2 separate regions of the Homo sapiens genome follow, and region 2 is linked to region 1. A link is a loop called in an ENCODE intact Hi-C map of the cell type or tissue named here. Cell type or tissue: B cell. All regions are shown on one strand. Links, peaks and the distances in the headings refer to the core of each region. The heading gives the core; the rest is flanking DNA.

The links. Hi-C counts contacts between places; a loop is a spot of excess contacts. Peaks named below come from ENCODE experiments on the same cell type or tissue, not always from the same donor. Only the 100,000 strongest peaks of a DNase experiment are listed, where the experiment ranks them.
Region 2: a loop joins it to region 1, with 1.8 times the contacts of the local background. A loop is called at or near these places in 3 of 110 quality-filtered maps.

The regions. Positions count from the first base shown.
Region 1 is chr5:126,744,076-126,755,008 of GRCh38, reverse strand. LMNB1-DT (LMNB1 divergent transcript) reads left to right here. Exons shown (of 4, transcript NR_134485.1): 4 at 2,588-3,046. Among named protein-coding and RNA genes, the nearest start is that of LMNB1-DT, 27 kb to the left of the region's middle. RefSeq lists a silencer at 603-769 and enhancers at 4,796-5,721, 6,854-6,903. In B cell, for the core only: CTCF peaks have their summits at 6,049 and 6,318; a DNase peak (open chromatin) is centred at 6,758; H3K4me3 peaks cover 630 bases; H3K27ac peaks cover 858 bases.
Region 2 is chr5:126,688,355-126,699,287 of GRCh38, reverse strand. No RefSeq gene overlaps it. Among named protein-coding and RNA genes, the nearest start is that of SPMIP10, 62 kb to the right of the region's middle. In B cell, for the core only: no CTCF peak of the experiment used is centred there; no DNase peak of the experiment used is centred there.

The DNA of each region.
Region 1 (10,933 bases), core at 1,695-9,694:
GGGGAAGAAAATACAGCCTGGACATATATCAAGGCCTTCTCTCTAGAAAAATAAAAATAAATATAAAAATTAGCCAGGCGTGATGACTTTCACCTGTACTTCCAGCTGAGGCTGAGGTAAGTTGGAGGATGGCTTGACCCTGGGAGGTCGAGGCTGCAGTGAGCCTTGAAGCCATGATTGCACCATTGCACTCCAGCCTGAGTGACACAGCGAGATCCCATCTCAAAAAAAAAAAAAAAAAAAAAAAAGGCCTAGTTATAATAGAGCAATATTCTTAAGTGTTTTGTTTGGTGTGATGAAAAAGTTTGGAAATAGTGCTAATGGTTGCACAACATCATAAATGTAAGTAGTGGCACTGAATTGTACACTTAAAAACGGTGAAGATGGCAAGTTTTGTTGCATATATTTTACCATAATTTTTATTTTTCACAATTTTTAAAAATTAATAATTTTATATACCAAAACCCATTGAACTATACACTTTAAGTAGATAAATTTTATAATATGTGAGTTATGTCTCAACAAAGCTGTTTTCGCTTTTATTTTTTTGAGACAGAGTCTGGCTCTGTTGCCCAGGCTGGAGTGCAGTGGAGTGATCTTGGATCACTGCAACCTCTGCCTCCCAGGTTCAAGAGATTCTCCCGCCTCAGCCTCCCAAGTAGCTGCTATAACAGGCATGCACCACGCCCAGCTAATTTTTGTGTTTTATTTATTTATTTATTTTGAGTTGGAGTTTTGCTCTTGTTGCCCAGGCTGGAGTGCAATGGTGCAATCTCAGCTCACTGCAACTTCCGCCTCCTGGGTTCAAGCGATTCTCCTGCCTCAGCCTCCCAAGTAGCTGGGATTACAGATGTGCCACTGTGCCCAGCTAATTTTGTATTTTTAGTAGAGATGGGGTTTCTCCACGTAAGTCAGGCTGGTCTCCAACTCCCGACCTCAGGTGATCTGCCCACCTCAGCCTCCCACAGCACCCAGCCTTAATTAATTTTTTTTTTTTTTTTTTTTGAGACGGAGTCTCTTTCTGTCGCCCAGGCTGGAGTGCAGTGGCACGATCTCGGCTCACTGCAAGCTCCGCCTCCCGGGTTCACGCCATTCTCCTGCCTCAGCCTCCCGAGTAGCTGGGACTACAGGTGCCCGCCACCACACCTGGCTAATTTTTTTGTATTTTTAGTAGAGATGGGGTTTCGCCATGTTCTCCAGGATGGTCTCGATCTCCTGATCTTGCGATCTGCCCTGCCTCAGCCTCCCAAAGTGCTGGGATTACAGGTGTGAGCCACCATGTCCAGCCTAATTTTTTTTTTAAGGCTGAATAATAGAATGTTAGGAAAGAGCATGTCAGTTAATGTGATGATCACTGTATATAGAAAATAAGCAAAACTTGCCTTTAGCTGTAATACATGATTATAACATTAAAGTCTATGTGTGGTTGGCAATGCACTGCCCCCAGTGCTCTCTGAGAATCTCCTGATGTGTCCTCAGGAGTGGATGCTTCTCAGCCTTGTTTCTGCTGTGTGGTTCTATCCTATCATATTATCATCGCTCACTGGCCCAGAGGTGACCCCGAGCAAAGAAGGAGCAATTAGCTTCTCTTTTCCAGGAAGTAGACATTTTGATGAAGAAGCGCTTGAGGCAGCACTCTAAGGAGAAGGTCTCTGCATGAGTGCATGCTCACAGAGTTCTCCAGATGTGCCCTGGCTTCTGTCCCCTTGAGGCCTGGTCTCCCACTCTTCCTCGGATTCAGGGTTGCTCTGGTATTCTAGTAGTGCCTCTACCCCCTTGTGTTTTTGTTTTTTGCTTAAGCTGTTTTAGTTTTTAGTCCCTTGTGACCAGAGAATATTTAATTTAATATAATACAGCACAAATATTTAATATGATATTATTTCAGTGCTAACACAGAATTTCTGGCTTATGGTAAAATAAAGATCATACGGTCATCTGCCACTTCCCACTGTCCTTTCTGAAGTACAAGAACTCCAAACAGCTACAGCTGATGTGTTTTTTTTGTTTGTTTGTTTTTTAATTATTACACTTTAAGTTTTAGGGTACATGTGCACAACGTGCACGTTAGTTACATATGTATACATGTGCCATGCTGGTGCGCTGCACCCATTAACTCGTCATTTAGCATTAGGTGTATCTCCTAATGCTATCCCTCCCCCCTCCCCCCACCCCACAACAGTCCCCAGAGTGTGATGTTCCCCTTCCTGTGTCCATGTGTTCTCACTGTTCAATTCCCACCTATGAGTGAGAACATGCGGTGTTTGGTTTTTTGTCCTTGCGATAGTTTACTGAGAATGATGATTTCCAATTTCATTCATGTCCCTACAAAGGACATGAACTCATCATTTTTTATGGCTGCATAGTATTCCATGGTGTATATGTGCCACATTTTCTTAAAGCTGATGTGTTTTAAATTATTTGAAGGTAAGTTAACACAATGTTTTAGAAAATCACTTAAGGACTCTGGGGGAAATATGAGGTCTGTTAACTTAAATGTTTTTTTTTTTTGTCCTGGGTAGTTTTTGTGGGGTTTTTTTGTTTTTTGTTTTTTTGTTTTTAAGTAAAAATACGTTATACTTCCTTTCAGAATTCCATCATCACTTGGGAGATTTCTGCGAATCATCACTAAAGCCATTCACTTTCTCATAACTAAACAAGAATCTTCTTCTGGAGTTAAGTATCAGATATGAATGTTCTCACTGACCTCAGGAAGCAAAAGTCCTAAATCATTATATGGCAGTGAAGGTACAAAAAAAAAAAAAAATCAGCAGGAAATAAAGCGGAACTGCTGCCAACACATACAAGCTGCAGTAGCACCCACAAAATGTGTAGTATCTATTCTAACACATTCATTGGACTGATTACATTGGCTCATAGACTTGGTTAACTCTGGAAGAACATAATAGGTGTTTATTGTTTACTATGGGGATGGGAAACATAATTAAGTCTATAGTCTCCAATTCTTCTCAAGTTCAAATGAAACCAACACTTTTGGTTTTGTCTTAACATTCAGGATGTGTTTCTAATTAAACTGAAATCACAGTAAGCACCTCCACTTTCTTTCTTGGGATCTCTATCATGAAAATTAATTGTGTGATTTTCCCCTCCCACCCAACCCCGCTTCTTCTGGAAAAAGCTATATTTACACTTGCTATACCTGAAAATCCCCATTTGGGGCAGAGTAGGCATTATGGCATTTGTCTGATCTCTGGTGTGCCCAAAAAGAAATCGCCTGAAACTGGGGGCATATTAAGAATGCAAATGGTGATTTGGGTTAGAGTTCCAACCTGTAGCTAACTAGAACATCCTTTCATTGACTTCTACTCTCTCAATTAGTGTTTTGTTTTTTTTTTTGGTTTTTTTTTTTTGAGACGGAGTCTTGCTCTGCCGGCAGGCTGGAGTGATGCAGCACGATCTTGGCTCACTGCAACCTCCGACTTCCTGGTTCAAGTGATTCTCCTGCCTCAGCCTCCCAAGTAGCTGGGATTACAGGCACGTGCCACCACGCCCAGATAATTTTTGTATTTTTAGCAGAGACAGGGTTTCACTATGTTGGCCAGGATTGTCTTGAACTCCTGACCTCGTGATCCGCCTGCCTTGAGCCTCTCAAAGTGCTGGGATTATAGGTGTGAGCCACTGCGCCCGGCCTTTTTTTTTTTTTTTTTTTTTTTTGAGATGGAGTCTCGCTCTGTTGCCCAGGCTGGAGTGCAGTGGCTTGATCTCGGCTCACTGCAACCTCCAACTCCCGAGTTCAAGCAATTATCTTGCCTCAACCTCTCCAGTAGCTGGGATTACATGTGCCTGCCACAGGGTTTCACCATGTTGGACCAGGTTGGTCTCGAACTCCTGGCCTCAGATTATCTGCCCGCCTCGGTCTCCCAAAGTGCTGGGATTACAAGCATGAGTCACTGGGCCTGGCCTAGTGTTCTTTATCACTCAAATAATTGTTAGACGATCTTAAGAGAACTCCTAGTCCTACGTTTTTGTGAGGATGTCTTATAAGACCACACATTTCCTGGTCTAAATGCAAATTTCAAACATCTCTTAGAGGTTTTTTCGTTAAGTTCAGTGAGTGAGTCTTATTGTTACCTACAGGTAGTTGGATAGGCAGGAGCCAGACAGGAGAGGGCTCTCCCCCACCCACTAAGCCTATCAGCAATTACGGCATTGCCTCTCCGAGTGCGATAATTCGGCAGCGCCAGGGAAAAGGCATTTCCTGAGGGTCCACACCTGTTAATATGAAATGTTAATTGAATGCAAGCCTCAGGGAGAAGAAACTTCCTGGGCATGCATATTAAGAGGCAAAAATGGCGAATTATGATCTTCCAGGTAAACTCCACCGGCAAAAGGAAGAAAGCCTCAGATAGGCATGCTTATGACTCCCTAAACACACTGCGCTGTGCTCAATTCCAAAGGGTAAGGAGGGCACTGTGCAGGCGGGCAGCCCACCCTAAGGGAAGAATCATGGGAAAGAGGTGAGCTTATACAAGTCCTAGTATCACCGGGCGCGGTGGTTCATGCCTGTAATCACACCGCTGCACTCCAGCCTGGTGACAGAGGGAGACTCCGTCTCAAAAAAAAAGTCCTAGTATCACAGTTAAATGGGGCACTTGACTCTCCCTTTTTGTTCTTTGGGTCTCTTCCAAGTGTGCTTTCCTTCTTTCCTATTCTAAAGCCGTTTTAAACAAACTTCTATTCCTGCTCCGAAACTTGTCTCGCTCCTTATGCCCTTCAGTAGAATTCTTTCTTCTGAGAAGGCAAGAACCAAAGTTGCTGCGTACCTATACAGATGTAAGGCTGGATAGGTGGCTGGTAACTCAGGGTGGCTCTGATCTCTTCCGCTGGTAACATTATTGTCAGCGGAAACTGACAATTCCCGCCACACTGAGTGAGTCCTCCAGCACCAGAACCCTGACCAATTCACCTTTGCATCCCTAGTGCCTAGCATCATTCCTGCTATTAGGAAGTTCAATAAATATTTATCAAATAAGCATATCATTTATCTTCCCTACTAGACTTTTCTTCTCAGAGAGATTAAGAGCCACGTGGACTTAAACTTTAGATTGGACACAGGTCTGACAAATTAGATGCACAGGGAAAGGACTTAAAACATTTATTTAGGGCCGGGCGCGGTGGCTCACGCCTTTAATCCCAGCACTTTGGGAGGCCGAGGCAGGTGGATCACGAGGTCAGGAGATCGAGACTATCCTGGCCAACACGGTGAAACCCCGTCTCCACTAAAAAAAAAAATACAAAAAATTAGCCGGGCATGGTGGCGGGCGCCTGTAGTCCCAGCTACTTGGGAGGCTGAGGCAGGAGAATGGCGTGAACCCGGGAGGCGGAGCTTGCAGTGAGCCGAGATCGCCCCACTGCACTCCAGCCTGGGCGACAAGGCAAGACTCCATCTCAAAACAAAAAAAAATTTTTTTTATTTAACATATATTTGTCAAATTAAATAAAAAGTAGTATGTTAAGAAAAAACAAAGATATTTCAAATACAGAGTCTACAGTGAAGTTGTGGAGACTGAACAAGGAATATATTTTTTAAAACAACCAGGGTGGGCCTGGTGGCTTATGCCTGTAATTCCGACACTTTGGGTGGCTGAGGTGGGTGGATTGCTTGAGCTCAAGAATTTTGGCAATATAGAAAGACCGCGTATCTATAAAAAATCAAAATAAATTTTAAAAAAGAAAAAAGCCAGGCGCGGTGGCTCAGGCCTGTAATCCCAACACTTTGGGGGGCCAAAGCGGGCAGATCACGAGGTCAGGAGTTCGAGACCAGCCTGGCCAACATGGTGAAACCCCGTCTCTACTAAAGATACAAAAAATTAGCGGAGCGTGGTGGTGCGCACCTGTAATCCCAGGTACTCGGGAGACTGAGGCAGAATTGCTTGTACCCGATAGGCAGAGGTTGCAGTGAGCCAAGACTACACCATTGCACTCCAGCCTGGGCCACAGGGCGAGACTCCGTCTCAAAAAGGAAGAAAGAAAGAACGAATGTAAAGAAAGACTGAAAGAGAAAGAAAGAAAGGAGAGAGGGAGGGAAGAAAGAAAAGAAAGGAAGGAAGGAAGGATGGAAGGAAGGAAGGAAAGAAAGAAAGAAAAAAGAAAGAAAGGAAGAAAGAAAGAAGAAAGAAAGAAAGAAAGAAAGAAAGAAAGAAAGAAAGAAAGAAAGAAAGAAAGAAAAAGGAAGGAAGGAGAGAGGGAGGGAAGAAAGGAAGGAAGGAAGGAAAAAGAAAGAGAAAGAAAGAAGGGAGGGAGGGAGGGAAGAAAGAAAGGGAAGGAAGAAAGGAAGGAGAGAAAGAAAGAAAGAGAAAGAAAAAGAGAGAGAAAGAAAGAAATAAATAAAAAAAGAAAGAGGGAGGGAGAGGGGGAGGGAAGAAAGAAAAGAAAGGAAGGAAGGAGAGAAAGAAAGAAAGAGAAAGAAAAAGAAAGAAAGAAAGAAAGAAAGAAAGAAAGAAAGAAAGAAAGAAAGAAAGAAAGAAGAGAGAGAAAGAAAGAAAGAAAAGAAAAAGAACCACAACCCACTAAAAATCCCTGGGTTTTGTGCTTGGAGCCAAAGAAGTAGCCTTCAATGCAAGCGCCACTGAAGGGAAATCCTGGTGGGCTGGGGATCTGGGGGCGGGCCTCAAGTGAGAAGTAGAACCTACTCTGACTGTGAAGCCTGAGCAAGAGTCAGACACAACGACAAACCAACCACTTCCACCTACACAGGGTTCCTAAATAGTCACCACCCCCACTCTTTTCAGTTGGATGATGAGTCAACTAAAACTCTCATCAAAGCTGCCAGGCTTTTTGCCCCCTGCTGTTTTTAGACCCAAGACGAAATCCTCAAGGTACTGAAGGAGATCAGAATCTGCCACCCCCAAATATGCCACTTCCGCATAAAGATGATTTTGAGCTGATGGCAATTAGGAAGCAGCACATGAAGGAAGAACTCCGTGTCCTCCCACTTTCTGCCTAAAAGCAGGGCATAAAATCCTCCTTCTAAAGGTGTTTTCCTTTTCTATATCAGAGAGAGGAAAATGACTCTTATTTGCATAACAAGGCTTACTAAACGACACTTATCTACTATACATTTCCTGGTCACCTTCCTGCCATTTACCACTTTTAGAAGGCCAAACTCTTTTTCCTCTGTCTGGTCACTTCTCCACCAGTTATTGCTTTTCATTAAAATGGTATATAAGCCCTTGGGTCTAACTACCTCTTTGGGTTTCCACTTTATTTCTGTAAAGTCCCCGTGCACATACAAATGTTAACATTAATAAATGCTATGATTTGAATATTTGTCCCCTCCAAAACTCATGTTGAAATTTAATTTTCAGGCCAGGTGTGGTGGCTCACACCTGTAATCCCAGCACTTTGGGAGGCTGAGGCAGGTGGATCACCTGAGGTCAGGGGTTCAATACCAGCCTGGCCAACATGGTGAAACCCCATCTCTAGTAAAAATACAAAAATTAGCCAGGCATGGTGGTGCACACCTATAATCCCAGCTACTCTGGAGGCTGAGGCAGGAGAATAGCTTGAACCGAGGAGGCAGAGATTGCATGAGCCAAGACCACGCCACTGCACTCCAGCCTGGACGACAGAGGGAGACTCCATCTCAAAAAAATTTAAAAAAGAAAAGAAATTTAATTTTCAACGTGGTAATACTGACAGGTGGGACCTTTAAGAGGTGAATAATGAATTAGTGGGATAGTGTGGTAATGGGACTGGTAGCTTTATAAGAAGAGGAGGATCTGAGCTAGCATGCCCAGCCCCATCACCATGCAATGCCCTACACTGCCTTGTCACTCTGTAGAGAGTCTCCACCAGCAAGAAGGCCCTCACCAAGTGCAGCCCTCTGACCTTGGACTTCTCAGCTTCCATAACTGTAAGAAATATTTTTTGTTGGCGGAGCACGGTGGCTTACGGCTGTAATCCCAGCACTTTGGGAGGCTGAGGCGGGTGGATCACGAGGTCAGGAGTTGGAGACCAGCCTGGCCAATATGGTGAAACTCCATCTCTACTAAAATACAAAAATTAGCTGGGCATGGTGGCACGCACCTGTAGTCCCAGGTGCTTGGGAGGCTGAGGCAGGAGAATTGCTTGAACCCGGGAGGTGGAGGTTGCAGTGAGCCAAGATCGCGCCACCACACTCCAGCCTGGGCAACAAGAGTGAAACTCTGTCTCAAAAACAAAAACAAAAAATAAATATTTTTTGTCTATATATTATCCAGTTTCCAGTGTTCTGCTCTAAGCAACAGAAAACAAAGAGAATAAAGTAACGTATGCCTTTGCTACTGTTAATGTCTTTTGTGAGTTTAATTTGCAGGCCCCAGTTACTAAACCTAAGAGGAAAGGTTTTGTTTCATTTTGTTTTGTTTTTCTCCCTTGCAGCCTAACAAAAAACAAAACAAAACAAAACAAAACAAAAATAAACTTCTCCAATAAAATAGTATGCTTGAAGAAGGAGTTACTTACTGTTTTTGGCCAGTGTTGACTAAAGGGTTAACTCAGCATCTACCCCTTCCAAGGAGTCTGTGTGGGAGGAGAGAGGAGAGGACTGATTACATTCTTTCTCCACACAAGCTTTCACCTATCCTCCTCCTGAAAATAACTCTTTATCTAGAACTTAAGTGGGATAGGGTCTAATGGAATTTCATGTGTGAAATTTTTATTTTTTTAATATGAGAAAAAGAAACAACAAACTAGTGCAGCAAATGCCACTGAATTGTACACTTAAAAAAGGTTAATGGTTCATTTTATTTCTGTGAATTTTACCTCAATAAAAAAATGAATGAAACTACCTTAATTTGGTATCTCTGAAAATCTTTCCTGGTCATGAAATTTATCCATCCTCTTTTGTGTTTGTAAAGGGCTGGATCAAAACTGAAAAGAATTTAGCCCTGTGAAATGGCTTGGACACAAAGTTTGAGGTGTGGTCCCAGCTCTGCTTCATCTTGGGGATCCTTTACTCTCGATATGCCTCCATTTCTATTATGAAATAGCAGATTTGAATATTGGATCTCTTCCAGTTGTAAATTGTTTGATTTAGAATCAAGAGGTGATTTATATCTCTATTGTTATTTTTCAGTAGGGCTCATTTTACATTGCATTATTCTGTAAGCCTAGAGACTGTGATCTGATATAAGCCTTGAAACCCAAGCAAATCATTTTTACTGGTGTCTCCTTACCTAGGTACTCATTCATCCAGAAAAACCAACCAAACAAACAAAAAACAAAAAGGCCAGGCACTGTGGCTCACACCTATAATCCCAGCCCTTTGGGAAGCGGAAGTGGGTGGACGGATCGCCTGAGCTCCAGACCAACCTGGACAACATGACGAAACCCTGTCTCTACGAAATAAACAAAAATTAGCCAAATGCGGTGGTGCATGCCTGTAGCCCCAGGCACTGGGAGGCTGAGAAGTGAGAATTCCTTGAGCCCAGGAGTCTGAGGCTGCAGTGAGCTATGACTGCACCACCGAATTCCAGCCTGGATGACAGAGTGAGACCTGTCTCAAAAAACAAACAAACATAACACAAAATGAAAACAGTAACAATTTAACATATTCCAAGACACAAAACCCAATTCTATCCCCAAGAAATTTGCAGTCTACTGATCATTACATAACTGCAGTGGGCCCTCCCTCTCTGTGAGTTCAGCATTTGTGAATTCAACCAACTAGGGATTGACAATATTTGGAAAATGCTTTGGCATGGTGGCTCATAGCTGTAATCTCAGCATTTTGGGAGGCTGAGGTGAGTGGATGACTTGAGCCCAGGAGTTCAAGACCAGCCTGGGCAACATGGCAAAACCCTGTGTCTATAAAATATACAATAATTAACTAGGAATGGTGGTGCATGCCTGTAGCTCCAGCTGCTCAGCAGGTGAGAATGTGAGCTGGAGTCATAGCCTGAAAAGCCTCATATACACTATTATTCCTACCACGAAGATGAAGAAATCAGGCCTAGCATCAGAAACATGTGGCTCCCTACAATCTTACTTATAAAGAGAAAAATAGAATTATCTTACAGTGGAGAAAACTGGCAAACACATCCTTATCCTGAGATCAAAGTTAAAAATCACCAGATCAGAAGAAATTGACGTCATGTGCTTACTGGATATAATGCACTGAGAATTCTGTGAAGTTTTTGCCAAAAATACCTCCTCTGAATTTAATCATAAGGCTCCAGCCAAACCCAAACTTGAAGGACACTCTAGAAAATAAATGACCAGTATTTTTCAAAAATATTAATGTTGGCCAGGTGTAGTGGCTCATGCCTGTAATCCCAGCACTTTGGGAAGCTAAGGTGGGAGAACTGTTTAAGGCCAGCAGTTGGAGACCAGCCTGAGCAACATAGCAAGACCCCATATCTATTAAAAAAATTAATGTCATGAAAGAAAAAAAAGAAATTGATCGTTTCCAATTAAAGACAACTAAAGAGACATATTCACTGAACACAATACATGATGTAGGATTTCTTTTGCCATAAAGAACATTATTTGGACAACTGGAAAGATCTGAATAAGATCTATTATCAATAATAATATTGTATCAATGATAATTTCCTGACTTTCTGGTTATGTAAGAGAATGTCCTTATCTTTTTTTTTTTTTTTTTTTTTGAGACGGAATCTCGCTCTTTCACCCAGGCTGGAGTGCAGTGGTGCAATCTCGGCTCACTGCAGGCTCCGCCCCCTGGGGTTCACGCCATTCTCCTGCCTCAGCCTCCTGCGTAGCTGGGACTACAGGCGCCCGCTACCTCGCCCAGCTAATTTTTTGTATTTTTAGTAGAGACGGGGTTTCACCGTGTTAGCCAGGATGGTCTCGATCTCCTGACCTCGTGATCCGCCCGCCTCGGCCTTCCAAAGTGCTGGGATTACAAGCGTGAGCCACCGCCCCCGGCTGAGAATGTCTTTATCTTTAGGAAATAGTCACTGAAGTACTA
Region 2 (10,933 bases), core at 1,067-9,066, 55 kb after region 1:
ATGGCCAGTGCAGATATGAAAAATGCTCACCCTCATTAGCGTTTGGGGAAGTGTATTTTAAATCCACAAGAATTCTACAACTTACTGACAAACCACTGCTACAGAGTGCAAGTTTGTATGGTCTTTGCAAAAAAACTACTTATTTAAAACAACAACAAAACACACATATACACGTATACCATTCCACATCAATCAGATGGGCATGTGTTATATAACACTAAGCATTGGTGGAGATGTGGGACATGGAAATTCTAGACAAAACTTTGCAGAATGCAGGTGAGGCACGGTGGCTCACGCCTGTAATCCTAGCACTTTGGGAGGCCGAGGTGCAGATCATGAGGTCAGGAGTTTGAGACCAGTCTGGCCAACATAGTGAAATCCCATCTCTACTAAAAAAATACAAAAATTAGCTAGGTGTGGTGGCAAGGGCCTGTAATCCCAGCTACTCAGGAGGCTGAAGCACGAGAATTGCTTGAACCTGGGAGGCGGAAGCTGCAGTGAGCCAAGATCGTGCCACTGTAAAGCCTGGGTGACAGAGCAAGACTTGATCTGAAAACAAAACAAAACAAAACAAAACAAAACAAAACAGACTTTCCAGAATGCTTTCCCAGCCAAGCGTAGTAGCTCACACCTGTAATCCCAGCACTTTGGGAGGCTGAAGCAGGAGGATGGCTTGAGCCCAGGAGTTTGAGACCAGCCTGGGCAACATAGGGAGACTCTATCTCTACAAAAACAACCAAACAAAACAAACCTCAAAAACACCCAGAATGCTACCCCATCTATAAATGTCAATTTAAATAATGTCCCTAGTTTAATTTTAAGACTGCATACAGGGAAAATCTCAATTTCTCAAATGGTGCTTTAAAGCTACTAAGCCATTTTCATAATTTCCAACAAAGCCCAATGACCTATCTCATAAATCAGCTGATTTTTCCAAAAGAACCACAATATTATGCTCTCTAGTAGAAAGTGACCATTTTATCTTTCATCAGAGAACAGACAGAAACTTTAGAGTCACAATTCAAAGTTGTTTTCCTTATACCAAACAGACCAAAAAATAAAAGAGGTGTCTCGGTATTGCAGAAGAGCACATAATAATAATTAAAACATATTAATTGCTACATGAAATGAATAAAAGAAATTGCTTTTGGATGCCCATCCAAACAATACTTTATCCACAGAGCCCGGGTGGTTGCTATGATTTTAATGTATGTGTCCCTCCAAAATTCATATGTTAGAACCTAATACCCAATGTGATAGAATTATGAGGTGGCACCCTTTTGGGAAGTGATTAAGTCATGAGCTCTCCACCATCATGAATGGGATTAGTGCTGTGATAAAAGAGGTTTAAGGGAGCTCCCTAGTTCCTTCATTTTTTCTTTTTCTTTTTTTTTTTTTTTTTTTGAGATGGGGTCTCTGTCTGTTGCCCAAGCTGGAATGCACTGGCGTGATCTCAGCTCCATTCAACCTCCACCTCCCAGGTTGAGGTGATTCTCCTGCCTCAGCCTCCCGAGTAGCTGGGATTACAGGTGCCCAACACCACATCAAGCTAATTTTTGTATTTTTAGTAGAGATGGGGTTTCACCCTGTTGGCCAGGCTGGTCTTGAACTCCTGACCTCAGGTGATCCGCCTGCCTCGGCCTCCCAAAGTGCTGGGATTACAGGCATGAGCCACCATGCCCAGCCCCTAGATCCTTTTGCCCTTCTGCCATGTGGACACAGCAACAAGGTGCCATGTTGGAGGCAGAAACCAAATCCTCACCAGACATCAAATCTGCTAGCACCTTAATCTTAGACCTTCTAGCCCACAGAACTGTGAGCAATAAATTTCTGTTCTTTATAAATTACCCAGTTCCAAATATTTTGTTATAGCAGCACAAATGGACTAAGACAGTGGTCAACAGTACACCTTTAGGAATTGATTCAGAAATGAACGTGAAAGTTGTAAATATAACAAAGTAAAAACTACTAAATGTATCTAAAAACATGCTTCATAAAGTTGTAAATATAACAAAGTAAAAACTACTAAATATATCTAGAAATATCCTTCAAAAAGAAACAGGCACATCCTGCTCTTCCATGCTGAAACGTGCTGGCTGTTGAGGGAAATGGCATTCATATGCAGTTCTGAAATGAGGAACAAGATAAAACCATTTCTATGACTTCCATGGGTTGGTCAATTAGAGTATCTCAATGATATATTCAACTCATGTATATCCTCAGTTAATCACTTCAAGTTAAAAATGGCAGAATATCTAGTGCTGAGGTGATCACATATCTAACTCATTAAGAAGAAAATCTGTGGGCTGGGCACAGTGGCTCACGCTTATAACCCCAGCACTTTGGGAGGCTGAGGTGGGCGGATCATCTGAGGTCAGGAGTTTGAGGCCAGCCTGACCAATATGATGAAACTCTGTCTCTACTAAAAATACAAAAATTAGCCAGGTATGGTGGCATGTGCCTGTAATTCCAGCTACTTGGGAGGCTGAGACAGGAGAATCGCTTGAACCTGGGAGGTGGAGGTTGCAGTGAGCTGAGATCAAGCCATTGCACTCTAGCCTGGGCAACGAGAGTGAAACTCCTTCTCAGAAAAAAAAAAAAAAAAAAGGAAAATCTGTAATGGAAATTATTTGGGCATCAAAATTTATCTCTTTCCCCACACTTAATTTTCTTCACGAGTCAGAGAAAGAAATCAAGGAGGTATTACTCTCTGCATTTTAAGACCACATTCTCATGCTCTAACTGACCATGAAAAATTATTTTTGCAGCTAATTCTCTCAAGTTGTATATATAGTCTGAAATTCAAAATATGGAATCCATGTTTATTTAGCATATCAGCATTGGAGTTGTCTTCCAATGAAAAAAACTCTATAATTTTGGTGTCCATGCCTTATATCAGTGTGGTCCCAAAATGTGATCTCTCTAGGGACTTGTGAGAAATGCAGACTCTTGGGCCTCACCCACACCTACTGGATCAGGAACTCTGGGAGTGAATCCCGGCAATCTCTGTTTATGAAATCTTTCAGGTGATTCTGACCATTGGTCTTTGAAAATATCTAGAATTAATATAGCTGTTCACTGCTAGCTTTCTCACAATGAACTATAATTGTGCAATACAGATATTTTCTTTAGTAGAAATAGAGTTTTGTTGTTGTTGTTGTTGTTGTTTTTGAGACAAAGTCTCGTTTCTGTCACCCAGGCCTGGAGTGCAATGGCACAATCTTGGTTCACTGCAACCTCTGCCTCCCGGGTTCAAGCAATTCTCCTGCCTTGGCCTCCCAAGTAGCTGGGATTACAGGTGCCCACAGCCATGCCTGGCTAATTTTTGTATTTTTAGTAGAGATGGGATTTCACCATATTGGCCAGGCTGGTCTTGAACTCCTGACCTCAGGTGATCCACCCACCTCAGCCTCCCAAAATGCTAGGATTACAGGCGTGAGCCACCATGCCCAACCAATTTTTTAATATTTTAATATGTAAATCAGTGGTCATGGCTACATTACAACAGTGCTCCTCCAACTGTAGTTGTGCATATGAATCCCTGGGAATCTTGTCAAAAATGCAGATCCTGATCTAGTATTTCTGCAGAGGGTGGAGATTCTGCAGGTCTAACAAGCTTCCAGGTGGAGCAGATGCTGCTGGCCCTTGGGCCACACTTTGAGTAGCAGTGAGGCACTAAAAGATATAAAGAAGTCAGATCCTTGAAGCTGCTTGTAATCAATAGGATTGGATTTAAGAGAAGAAGATCAGAGGATATTCCATCCAAGAAAAATGAAATAGCAGGGGGACAAATGTGATTTATGTTTGTAGACGGTAAAATAAAAAAAAGTAGGGATAATGTGCTAAGACTGTGTACTGGAGGAAATGAGAAGGTGTGATATTGTTACAAATGAGCAGTGGAATTGTGTTAATCCAGCCCACTAGGGTTGTTAGATTTCCAAAAGGACTTTGCAGAACACTTTCAAACCATTACATAACTTCAACATTATAACAAGTGACACAATGGGATGCCTATGATGTGTCATCAGTGATCAAATGTGTTCTAAGAGGGAAATAATGAATCACTACTAATAGTTCCTTTTCCAGTTTTTAAATTATTTTATTTTATTTTATTTTTTTGAGATGGAGTCTTGCTCTGTTGCCTGGGCTGGAGTGCAGTGGTGTGATCTTTGCTCACTGCAACCTTCACCTCCTGGGTTTCAAGCAATTCTTCTGCCTCAGTTTCCTGAGTAGCTGGGATTACAGGCATGCACCATCATGCCTGGCTAATTTTTGTACTTTTAGTAAAGACAGGGTTTCACCATCTTGGCCAGGCTGGTCTGGAACTCCTGACCTCAAGTGATCTTCCTGCCTCGGCCTCCCAAAGTGCTGGGATTACAGGCATGAACCACTGTGCCCAGCCTCCAGTTTATTTACTATCAATTTTTTAGAACTGTAACCATATTCACATAGGGAGGAAGTTCAGAGTTAGTAAATCAATTATTTAGAGACATGTCTTCAATTCATTTCCTTATTCATAACCACCTTTTCCTAAATTACAGAGGTTTGGGGAGTAACTTGTGAAAAACAACAACAAAATGCTTTTTATTACTTAAATCTACCAAATTGTCATTGATTTATGTTTGAAGTGGGTTCATTATGGTGGATCACTGGAAAGGCATGCAATATGAGGCTAATTCTTTGTCGTGTGAGACATTTCCACACACGGAGGGAGGTCCAGCATTCCTAGTTCCCATCCATTAAATGCTAGTGTTGCATCCTCTAATCACTGTGAGGGATAAAAAGATCTCTACAAACTTCCAAAACACACTTCAGGATGGGGTAGAACCCTGCTGACCATCACTGTATAAATCATCAACTACACTAGACTAAACTCTAGATTTTAAAGATTTGATGCAATTTCCAAACGTCTGACTTGAAAGCAGACATTTAATATATCAAAGCAATAAATGCTTCACAACTGTCTCCTAATCCAAACTTTCATGCGGAAAGGTCAGGCCCTGGAAAAATTTGACGTATTCACTTGGGGTTTATCACTAAAAACCTCAGGTACATGGGTCACCAATGAACCCTGTAATTTCTTCCCTTACTAACTGGAAATACAGGAACAACAGCCTCTACTCTTCTTGTAACTTGTTTTATCCAAGCATGGGCTTCTCTTACTCTCTTTTCTAAGCACAACCTGAGGACACTTTGTTCAAATCTACTTTGTTTGCAGGATTTGGTAGCATTTCTTATGGAAGGTGGAACCATATTTTGTATCATAATTTTCATGCTTAATTAACCTATCCTGAATGAGGTAATTTCAGGGGACCATCTGTTCAGAGAATAACTGGATGAACACTTCAGAGAAAATACACGAAAAGGGTTATTGATGTGGTAATCAAAACAATGAGACATACAAGAATGTGTTTGGTTAATTTGGAAATTCTCATTCACATGCTTCTTTTACCATAATATCTGTATAAAATTATGTGATGTGTGTGTATCGGGCCTTGTAATTTGCAAAACTACAGTGTTGCCAACAAATCAATAAACTCTGGCTTATTTGTCCATGACAATAAATTTGACCCTGAAACCAATATCTAGATGGATTAGTAGCATCAATAAATTAACTCTTCATAGTTTTAGTAAATTATGAAAAAAAATTCTGATACTAAGTTTCTAGGGTCACAAGATGCTCTTTTAATATAAGCTAAAGCCATGTATTTTTGCAATGCCTGTCATGATCATGCTTCAGTTTATTCCAAACATTAAGGCAAAAGGGTCAAATGTTACTTGTTTGCTGAATCTGATTTTAAGACATCTACCTGTGTACTGTGATATGTAGAATACAATTTGGAAAATGACTACAAAATATTAACAGTGATTGTCTCTGGAAGCTGGTTACATATAATCTTTATTTTGTTCTTTATATTTTTCTGGATTTTTTCTAAACTTTTTTCATTGACGATGTCTTACTTTTATAACCATAATCAGAAAAAAAAAAAAAGTAATGGGCCAGGCACAGTGGCTCAGGCCTGCAATTCCAGCACTTTGGAAAGCCGAGGCAGGTGGATTACTTCAGGTCAGGAGTTCCAGATCATCCTTGCCAACATGGCACAACCTGTCTCTACTAAAAATACAAAAAATTAGCTGGGCATGGTGATGCCTGCCTGTAATTCCAGCTACTCAGCGGGCGGCTGAGGCACGAGAATTACTTGAACCTGGGAGGCAGAGGTTGCAGTGATTTGAGATTGCCCTACTGCACTCCAGCCTGGGCAACAGAGCAAGACTCTGTCTCCAAAAATATATATACAAAAAAAAAAAAAAAATTAGCCAGGCACTGTGGCCAACATAGCAAAACCCCATCTCTACTAAAAATACAAAAAATTAGCTGGGCATGGTGGTGCCTGCCTGTAGTCCCAGCTACTTGGGGCTGAGGTGGGAGGATGGCTTGAGCCCAGGAGGCCGCAGTGAGCTGTTATTGCGCCTCTGCGCTCCAGCCAGGGTGACAGAACCAGACCTCGTTTCAAAACAATTTTTTTTTTAAGTAAAAGTTATTTTTTTAAAAAGTAATGCAGCCTGGCAACATGGCGAAACCCCATCTCTACAAAAAAAATACAAAGATTAGCTGGGCGTGGTGGCAGGCGCCTGTAATCCCAGTTACTCAGGAGGCTGAGGTAGGAGAATTGCTTGAATTGGGAGGCGGAGGTTGCAGTGAGCCGAGACTGCACTACTGCACTCCAGCCTAGGTGACAGAGCGAGAATCCGTCTCAAGAAAAAAAAAAAAAAAAAGAGTAATGCATCACTAGTAGAATGTTGACCAAAGGTTGTTGTTTAAACATATTTTACTGAATGGAAATAAATACCAATCTGTAATAAGAAGTACAGAGAAAATAATGCATTGGAAAAACTAAAACCACAACTATGCCAAGCATTACCTGGGAAAATGGAAATTTCAGATGTTGGGCAAATAAAATATCTTGTAATAAAAACCATACTGGAGTCTTTATTATTTTATTTTATTTTATTTTTTGAGATGGAGTCTCGCTCTGTTGCCCAGGCTGGAGTGCAGTGGCGCAATCTCGGCTCACTGCAAGCTCCGCCTCCCGGCTTCATGCCATTCTCCTGCCTCAGCCTCCCGAGTAGCTGGGACTACAGGCGCCCGCCACTATGCCTGGCTAATTTTTTGTATTTTTAGTAGAGACGAGGTTTCACCGTATTAGCCAGGATGGTTTCGATCTCCTGACCTCGTGATCCACCCGCCTCGACCTCCCAAAGTGCTGGGATTACAGGCGTGAGCCACCACGCCGGCCGCATACTGGAGTCTTTAAACAAATATTTTGCTATTAAGAATTAAGTTTAGGTCGGGTGCGGTGGCTCATGCCTGTAATCCCAGCACTTTGGGAGGCCGAGGCAGGCAGATCATGAGGTCAGGAGATCGTCTTGGCCAACACAGTGAAACCCTGTCTCTACCAAAATAAAAAAAATTATCTGGGCGTGGTGGCAGGTGCCTGTAATCCCAGCTACTTGGGAGGCTGAGGCAGGGGAATCACTTGAACCTGGGAGGCGGAGGTTGCAGTGAGCCAAGATCGCACCACTGCACTCCAGTCTGGTGACAGAGCAAGACTCCGTCTCAAAAAAATAAATAAATAAATAAAAAGAATCAAGTTTAAAATTAATTTCCTTTTTTTTCAAAAGACTTTATGTCATGAAAGCATTTTAAATCTCTGTTTAAAAACCTTATTTAACATTGGTTAGATTATCTTTCAGGTAAGGGTACAATTTTTCTCTTTCGAGCTGTTTCTGAGGAATTCTTTTTGAGGTAGTCGTAAAAACTGTGGGTGAGTGATTGACAATAACCAGGTATCTCCAGGTCTCCATGGGTCTCAGGGGCCAGTAGGTCCACTCTCTGATTTTTACATATGGATGAACTTTCCTACACACATACATTATATAGCAGCAGTTCTCAAAGTGTGATCCTGGGATGCCTAAGCATTCCTGAGAACTTTTGGGGAGGGTCTATGAGCTCAAAATTATTTGTATAATAATGTTAAGGCATTATTTGCCTTTTTTTAACTGTCATTCTTAGAGTAGTGAACCATGGAGTTTTCTGAAGGCTGCATGGTAGGGGATATTGCAAGAGAGAGAATGCAGAAGCAAGTATGAGACTCCAGCTGCCTTCAATTAAACTAAACATTAAAGAGCTTGTAAATCTGGCCACTTTTCTCATTAAACTGTTTTTTGTTTTGATAAATTTAATATTTTTTCATTTTGGTTTTAATTTCTTTCTCGTTCTCTCTTTCTTTTGAAAGCGTCTAACTCTGTCACCCAGGCTGGAGTGCAGTGGTGCAATCACAGCTCACTGCAACCTCAAATTCCTGGGATCAAGCAATCCTCTTGCCTCAGCCTCCCAAGTAACTGAGACTACAAGCGAGAGCAACTGTGCTCAGCTAATTTTTTTTTTTTTTTTTTTTTTTTTTTGAGTCAGAGTCTCGCTCTGTTGCTCAGGTTGGAGTACAATGGCGCAATCTTGGCTCACTGCAACCTCTGCCTCCCGGGTTCAAGTGATTCTCCCTGCCTCAGCCTCCCGAGTAGCTGGGATTACAGGTGCCCACCACCACGCCCGGCTAATTTTTGTATTTTTAGTAGAGACGGGGTTTTGCCATGTTGGCCAGGCTGATCTCAAACTCCTGACCTCAGGTGATCCACCCAGCTCGGCCTCCCAAAGTGCTGGGGTTACAGGTGTGAGCCACTGCACCTGGCCACTCGGCTAATTTTTTTATGGGAGAGACAGGGACTCAATATGTTGCCCAGGTTGGTCTTGAACTCCTAGGCTCAAGTGATCCTAATGCCTTGGCCTATCAAAGTGCTGGGATCACAGGCACGAGCCACCACGCCCAGTTGGTTCTAATTTCTTATGTAGTAGATATCAATAGATACAAGTCACATGAACATAAACTCCTTTGAGGTCCTCAATAAACATTTTTTTTGAGACAGAGTCTTACTCTGTCACCCAGGCTGGAGTGCAGTGGTGCAATCCTGGCTCACTGCAACCTCCGCCTCCCAAGTTCAAGCAATTCTCCTGTCTCAGCCTCCTGAGTAACTGGGATTACAGGTGCACACCACCACACCCAGCTAATTTTTGTATTTTTAATAGAGACAGGGTTTTGCCATGTTGGCCAGGCTGGTCTCAAACTTCTGACCTCAGGTGATCTGCCCACCTCAGCCTCCCAAAGTGCTGGGATTACAGGCATGAGCCACCATGCCCTGCCCTCAATAATTTTTAAGAATGTAAATGGTTCCAAGGAGCAAAACATTTTAGAAGCACTGTTTATTAGTATAATCTCTCTGAAATCAGAAAGCACAGAGGGCTTAATATGTGAACATCATTGTTAGAAATGATTTAGAAATGATCTTCAAGCAGTGTTTTGTTTTGTTCATTGAAGAAACAGACCAGTGTAGAATGGGTACATATTCCTACACCTCTAACCCACCCCAGGTGCACACATGAATGCATAAATTAATTTAGTGGGGGAAATTTACATGCCAGTACATGAGACTCTGCCATGGAAAGAGTGTGTCTTCACTCTCATAAGTGCTGAGAAGCACTAAGCTTTCTTTTGTCATGTTTTTCATGGCTACAGTTATTAGCCTAGACTGTCATAAATGAAATGCTTTGTGCAGGAAATTGCAGTGGTAGAAATAGCAAATTTTGAACCAACACAGACACTAATGTGTGAACAAATTGAGGCTTGATGCTCCCACTAATTGTATCAATACAAAAGAGAGTCATGATTTGAACATGTAGTGGTCTTCATTTTTTCTTCAATGATACAATTCAGGGAGATGACAGAGTAAGTATCTATACTTAGATACATGAATTTCTTACATTTTCATTATGGAAATTTAAAAATATGTATGAAAGTAGAGAGGATAGCACATTAAACTCAATGTGTTTGTTATCAGCTTCAGCAATTACTATTATGTTACCAATATTGTTTCATCTATCCCTCCCACCACCCCTCTTTTTAGATGAAATTTTAAAAACAAATTTCAGACATTGTATTATTTCACTCATAAATGCTTTAACGTGGATTGCTAATAGAGAAGGACTTCAAAATGATATGTAGTACAATGGACAATAATTTCTTGGTATCATCTAATACCTAGTCCGTGTTTGAATTTCCCTGATTGTCTTAAAAATATTCATTTGCAGTGGGGATTTTTATTATTTATTTATTTATTTTTGTTTTGTTTTTCTGAGAGACAGGGTCTTACTCTATTGCCCAGGCTGGAGTGCAGTGGCATGATCTTGGCTCACTGTAACCTCCACCTCCCAGGTTCAAGCAATTCTCTGCCTCAGCCTCCCAAGTAGCTGGGACCACAGGTGTATTCCATTACGCCTGTAATTTTTAAATTTTTTGTAGAGATGGGGTCTCCCTCTGTTGCCCAGGCTGGTCTCAAACTCCTGGGCTCAAGTGATCCTCCTGCCTTAGCCTCCCAAAAGAGTTGGGATCACAGGCATAAGCCAGGTCACCTGGCCTGCAGTGGGTTTTTGGTGGGTTTTTGGTGGGTTTTTGTTTGTTTGTTTCTTTTTTTGCCCCAGGATTAAATAAGTTTCACTATTTCCTTTGTCTCTTAAATCTTTTTAAATCTCACTTGTGGCTGGGCATGGTGGCTCATGCCTAATCCCAGCACTTTGGGAGGCCGAGGCAGGTGGATCAGAAGGTCAGGAGTTCAAGACCAGCTTGGCCAACATGGTGAAACCCTGTCTCAACTAAAAGTAAAAAAATTAGCCTGGCATGGTGGCATGTGCCTGTAATCCCAGCTACTTGGGAGCCTGAGGCAGAGAATCATTGGAACTGGGGAGGCAGAGGTTGCAGTGAGCTGAGATCGTGCTACTGCACTCCAGCCTGGGTGACAGAGCAAGACTCCATCTCAAAAAAAA